Regions from separate parts of the Homo sapiens genome. Here region 2 is linked to region 1. Evidence: read pairs that join two places in POLR2A ChIA-PET (ENCODE). Cell type or tissue: K562. All regions are shown on one strand. Each heading gives the region's core, and the rest is flanking DNA. Links, peaks and the distances in the headings are about the cores only. Region 1 has its middle 47 kb from the start of FHDC1. Region 2 has its middle 65 kb from the start of FBXW7-AS1.

Region 1 (2,909 bases), core at 322-2,821:
ACTGTGAAAAATACATTTCTGTTGTTTGTAAGACCTTAGGTCTATGGTATTCTGTTATAGCAGCCCAGGCGGCCTAAGACGCCAGGTGTGGGTAGATTACACCACAGGAATTTCTACAGAAGAGAAGCTCACTTACAGCAGTGTTCCTGAAGGAAAAGGTCAGGAGTGCCGGGAATGTTTCTCTTCTACCTCCTGCCATCAAGTGGAGGTGAAGGCACTGCAGCTTCAGGGCACTGGTGACCGGAGGAGTGGTGTCCACTCTCCACTGCTGGAGAAGAAAAGATCTCTCTGCTCTTGAGGTGGGGCTGAATGCAGAGGCAGACACAGGGGTTTCCATCTCCCAGGACAACTCCAGGAAACATGGGTCATTTCTATAACTGCAATTGCCTTTTGGCTGTTCTTCCTAACAGAGAGCACACTGGGCCAACAGAAGGGTGCACATCCTCTGCCTTCATTTTCTGGGAGGGAGGCTGGATTCAGCCTAGCCTGCTAGACAACTAATGAGAAGGTGGCAGAGGCTGTGGGGAGGCCACCTGTGTGGCCAGGGCCGTGGACCCATGAGCCAAGGCTAGCTGGTAGCTGGGGAAGTGAGCCACCTTGGTGAGAGCTGGGATGTTCACTGCAGGTGGTGAGCTTTCCTCGGTGCTCCTGACTTGACAGTGTTGGAGCATCCAGTGGCACTCACAGCATGGAGTGCTCCTGCGCACAGCAGAATTACTTGGGGGTGGTGATTCCTAGTCCCACCCCAGACTCACAAGCCAGAATCTTTCTGATGGGCCCCCAGATTTTCACTTTAGCAATTTTCCACTGATTCATTTTCCCTTCTGCTGTTGAGACCCACTAAGCTGGAGAGAGGCAAGAAGGCAGACTGGTAAGAATTCCACGATTCCCATGCAGGCTAATGAGCTGTTCTCCATGCTGGACCCCTCTTAGAGCCTCTGTCCAGGCAATGTAGGTGTGTTTCACTCTGAGCAAGCAAGACAGAAGCATTTACTCTGAGCTCAGCATCCGATTAAGAGGAGAGCTGCCTCAAAGGAGTCTGGGGAGCTGGTCTAACTTAGATCTTAAAACATAAAGACTTGCAGTCATATGCATGGCCACCGAGAGTCTGGAGCTCTCAGTCACACAACATTAGAGCTTCCATAACAATGGCTCCTGGGGGAACATTGGAAGTGACACTTCACTAGCATCTTGCCATAGCTGCCCTTTGGACAGATTATAATTTAGTGTATGTGAAGCATTTTACTAACAAGTGCTGAACAATGCCACACCCCTGTCTGAGTACCCCAGTAAGAATTTTTTCAGCAAAGCTATTCTTTGGAACCCTGTTCCCTGGACTTCATGGGTGTTGGAGCTTTCCACAGCCTTCACGAGGATCACTTCAACTTGGGCCTTGGGAGCCCCATCTAGCAGCTTTGGTTCCTTCCCTCTTGCTCTGTGCTGGGGCCAGGCAGGCCGGCCGGCATCTGCCCTGACCTCACCGGTCAGGAAGGGGGTGGGATGCAGCTCTCCAGGGTGCTGACTCAGAATGCAGGCAGAAGAAGGGATGCGGCAAGACAGGCTCCCACCCTATTTTAGGATGTGGAAACCCTCCCCGGAAGAAGGACTGAGCCTGATTCTTTCCAAAGTGGCCAGCATAGAATAATTGACCATTTTCCCACTCCCGTGCTGTCAATGGCTGCTCATCAGTCTGACAAGGTTGTTGGAAGAATCTGGACAGTCTTGCTACGTTCAGGGACGGTCTTGCTAGCCTAGGCAAGTGCTGAAGAAGGGTTTGAGCTATATTTGAATGAAAACGATAGTTCAGCCAGGCTCAGTGGTACACGCCTGTAATCCTAGCTACTTGGAGCCCAGGAGTCTGAGACCAGCCTGGGAAACCTAGTGAGACCCCATCTAAAAAAAAAAAAAAGAAAAAAAAGAAAATGATGATTCAGCTTTGGAAGCTGCCTCAGCAGAAAGAACAGTGCCTCCATTCAGCTATGGCTGAGTGGAGCCGTCAGCTTCCCATTGGCTTTATTTCCTTCTTTCCCAAGGCACAAGAGGTTCCCACCAGCTGATTCATCCCCAGGGAGGAGAGGGAAGAGGTGGGCTCCCTGCAGGGCAGGCTTCTTCACCACTGCTGAGAGACAGAGGCAGCAGAACAGCTTCCCCACCCCCACAGGGCCTCCTACTCCCAAGTTCAAGATCGACTCCAATACAATAGAACTGGAGTCACTAGATAAGCAGCGGGGTAAAGTGTCTAATTGTTCTCAGCTCTTTCTCAAGCCCCTGCTTTTCTCAACCAGCTCACAATGGGTTGAACTCTGGCTGGAGCTTGTCTTCCAAGAAGCTCGTGGCTTTGCACACAGTTACTCACCACATTCCTGCTGTCCTAGTGACCAAGCAGGAGGTGAAACGTCATTCCCATTTGTCAAATATCATTCCCACTTGTCAAACATCATTCCCACTTGTCAGGGAGGAATTCCTTCCAGGAGTTGTGAAGGGGGAACTTGTGAACCAGTGGTTCCGTGTGGCTAGCATTGGCAATGTTCCTGGAACGATAGCACCAGAATGAGGCCCACCTGGTCACTGGACACTGTCCTCAGCCCTGGAACCTCCCTTTCAGGAGGAACCTTGATGAGCTGGAGTAAGACGAGGAGAATGACCAGGCAGTCAGAGTGTGGGCACCATGCTTCACGGTGAGCAACTGAGGCTGCCAAGACCATTTAAGCTTAAAAAAGGCTAATAAGAACCTAGTGGTGTTATTAATCTTATTCTGTGTTGTTCCAAAACACAACAGAGATAAATCCTCAGGGTCAGGATGAGTTCATGCCAAAGCTGCACATCTACCTACCTCCCTGGGCTGGAGGCCTCAAAGCCCCTTCCACTGGGATACTTGAACTTGTGAAATGACTGCCCCAAACTCAGTT
Region 2 (2,909 bases), core at 108-2,607, 710 kb before region 1:
TGGTTCAAGTATGAGATATGTAAATGCTTGATTTGATAATGCTTCCTATGATTTTGTTCTTCTTGACTCGTTGTACTGAAAACCACCGCTAAACCAAAGGAGTGAGACGCACTGAAGGGAGATGGGGAGTCCCCAGTCACAGTGAAGTGGGCTTGATTTACAGATGCTGCTGGGCAAGAAGCCTGGAAGAGCTGCAGATGTCAGCAAGCCCCTCCTGGAGAGATCCCAGAGAACCGAGGCACAGAAACACCCCTACCGGAGAGGTTGCCCCTGCATGTTCTGTAATGAGACGATGATCAGGGAAATAATACGCAGGGGGCTGGGTGCAGTGGCTCATACCTGTAATCCTAGTACTTTGGGAGGCCGAAGTGGGCGGATCACAAGGTCAGGAGTTTGAGACCAGCCTGGCTACATGGTGAAACCCCGACTCTACTTAAAAACATACAAAAATTAGCCGGGCATGGTGGTGTGCACCTGTAATCCCAGCTACACGGGAGGCTGAGGCAGGAGAATTGCTTGAACCTGGGAGGCTGAGGTTGCACTGAGCCGAGATCACGCCACTGCACTCCAGCCTGGCAACAGAGTGAGACTCCATCTCTAAATAAATAAATAATAATAAGCAGGGGCAAGACAATAGTGGAACCAAGACCCTGTCAGAGAAGTGCTGAGGGGCCCTCAGCAGTCCAGGGAGTCTGTGGGTGGAAGCCCTTTCTAAGGACACAGTGTCTCCAGCTTCCCCCTTTAGGGGAAGGGCATGGGAGAGCACAGAGTGGCCTGCACAGAACTCTGCAGGCTCCAGTTGCCTCCTGTCCAGGTCCCAGACTCTGTATGTTTCTTCCCAGCAGCCATGTGAGAGCCAAACTCCAAAACAGCATTCGTGAACTTACCTGGTCCTGTCTACACTGAGCTCTCACTCCTTTCTGGAATGTAAGAACAGAGATTGGTTTGCCCTGGGACTTCCTGCTGGTTTTTTTCTACCACCCTTGAGGGCCTGCCCCTTGGCGACAGCAGGCATGGGCAGGGGTTTCTATGCTACACAGAGCTGTGTGTGAGAGCCTACTTAGAGCTAAAGGGAAAAAAGATGCCCTACCCATAGGAAACTCACAGTTTAGTTTCCCAGAATTTTCTTTTATGGTCTTTTCCTTCCAGAATCATTTTATAATATCTTCCCCAATATTTCTGTAAGGAGTTTAGTTGCCGTGGCATCAAGTCTATACATCAATCTGGGCAGAATGAACAACTTTTCAACACCCAGTTGTCTGATCTAAGGGCAAGGTGCCTGGCCACTACTCCTCAGGTTTTCTTTTCCCTTTTATAAAGTCTGTAATTTTTGGCCCAGCACGGTGGCTCACGCCTGTAATCCCAGCACTTTGGGAGGCTGAGGCGGGCGGATCACGAGGTCAGGAGATCGAGACCATCCTGGCTAAAACAGTGAAACCCCGTCTCTACTAAAAATATAAAAAATCAGCCGGGCGTGGTGGTGGGCGCCTGTAGTCCCAATTACTCCGGAGGCTGACGCAGGAGAATGGCGTGAACCCGGGAGGCGGAGCTTGCAGTGAGCCGAGATCGCGCCACTGCACTCCAGCCTGGGCGACAGAGCAAGACTCCGTCTCAAAAAAAAAAAAAAAAAAAAAAGTCTGTACTTTTTCTTCATATAGGGCACACACATTTCTCTAGAGAGAGGTTTTTCTAGATAATGCTCTGTTAATTATTTAATTCATTCAACAAGGAATTTAGTAGTCATGAGAAATATGCCTTCTGTCTTTGCCTTCAGGTTAATAGGGAAGATACAAACTTAAGCAGTAATTGGTCATTCCAACGAACAAGTTAAGTATGGGCTTCTCTGGAAAACATACCCTGAGGGGCCCTCAGCAGTCCAAGAAGTCTGTGGGTGGAAGCCCTTTCTGAGGACACAGTGTCTCCAGTTTCATCTGAGTAATAGGTAGGAGAACAAAGGCAGTGCCAGGCCTGACACTTTTGCTTGTTTGTCTCTTATATTTTTCCTAACTGAATAATCCAAGTACACAGGGATACTATTGACTTTTGTAATGCTTTATTTTACCTGGATTTTGTATGAAATGACTTTATTAATTCTAATTGCTTTTTAGTTAATTCCTTTGGGTTTTCCAGGTTAAAAAAAATCATAACTATATACAAACATAATCTTTTTGAAGGTGATTTATAATTTTAATTTTTTCTGCCCCTTGGGGCAAGAATTTGAAAAGTTTATTTTTTGCTGAATGATGTGGCATTTCCTTCCATTTATCCTAAGTGCACCTCAGTGAAACCTCATGTGTTACCCATGAGTTCTGGTGTTCCATAATGTGGTAAGCAGGCCCTTGTTCACCCTTATACCTTTCATGGAATAATTCACTCACAAACCAAAAGCAAAGCACATGTTATGAATAAGCTGGAAGTCTCCCCCTTCTTTTTTCATCAGGAGAATCCAAAAGAATATAATCCAAGTGGGTGCCATCCCTCCTGGGTACCATTGAGAGAGCCATTTGATTGTCAATGTGTGACTCTTGTAATGTAACACAATAGGAGATTCAAGGAAAAGCCAAATGCTTCTTAGCACAATAATGTCAGGGGCTAATGTTAGGAAAAGGGCAAGAACAAAGCTTTCCTAATAGGGGCAATACTGTTCCTTCATCCAAGTTAAGACTGTGTCATCTCCAAGACAAGTTAGACCTTGCCTAGGTGAGATGTGTTTACCTCTTAGGTAAACTAGGGAAGAAGCAGCCACTGCAGATAGAATTAGCATTGCACATCCTCCATCATTCTCACTCATGCTGCAACATCCCTGGAGTTACCTTAAATCAGAACTTCTTAATACAGCATATAAAACATTGTCTTTAATTATTTGATCACTCTGAGTTGAAATTTTTATTTTTCTTTACTTCTTTTTT

What was found. Peaks named below come from ENCODE experiments on the same cell type or tissue, not always from the same donor. Only the 100,000 strongest peaks of a DNase experiment are listed, where the experiment ranks them.
Region 2: POLR2A ChIA-PET joins it to region 1 with 6 read pairs; 2 of 35 experiments call an interaction of 5 or more read pairs at or near these places.

The regions. Positions count from the first base shown.
Region 1 is chr4:152,981,902-152,984,810 of GRCh38, forward strand. No RefSeq gene overlaps it. Among named protein-coding and RNA genes, the nearest start is that of FHDC1, 47 kb to the left of the region's middle. In K562, for the core only: no CTCF peak of the experiment used is centred there; a DNase peak (open chromatin) is centred at 1,500; H3K27me3 peaks cover 1,837 bases.
Region 2 is chr4:152,271,651-152,274,559 of GRCh38, forward strand. No RefSeq gene overlaps it. Among named protein-coding and RNA genes, the nearest start is that of FBXW7-AS1, 65 kb to the right of the region's middle. In K562, for the core only: no CTCF peak of the experiment used is centred there; no DNase peak of the experiment used is centred there; H3K27me3 peaks cover 409 bases.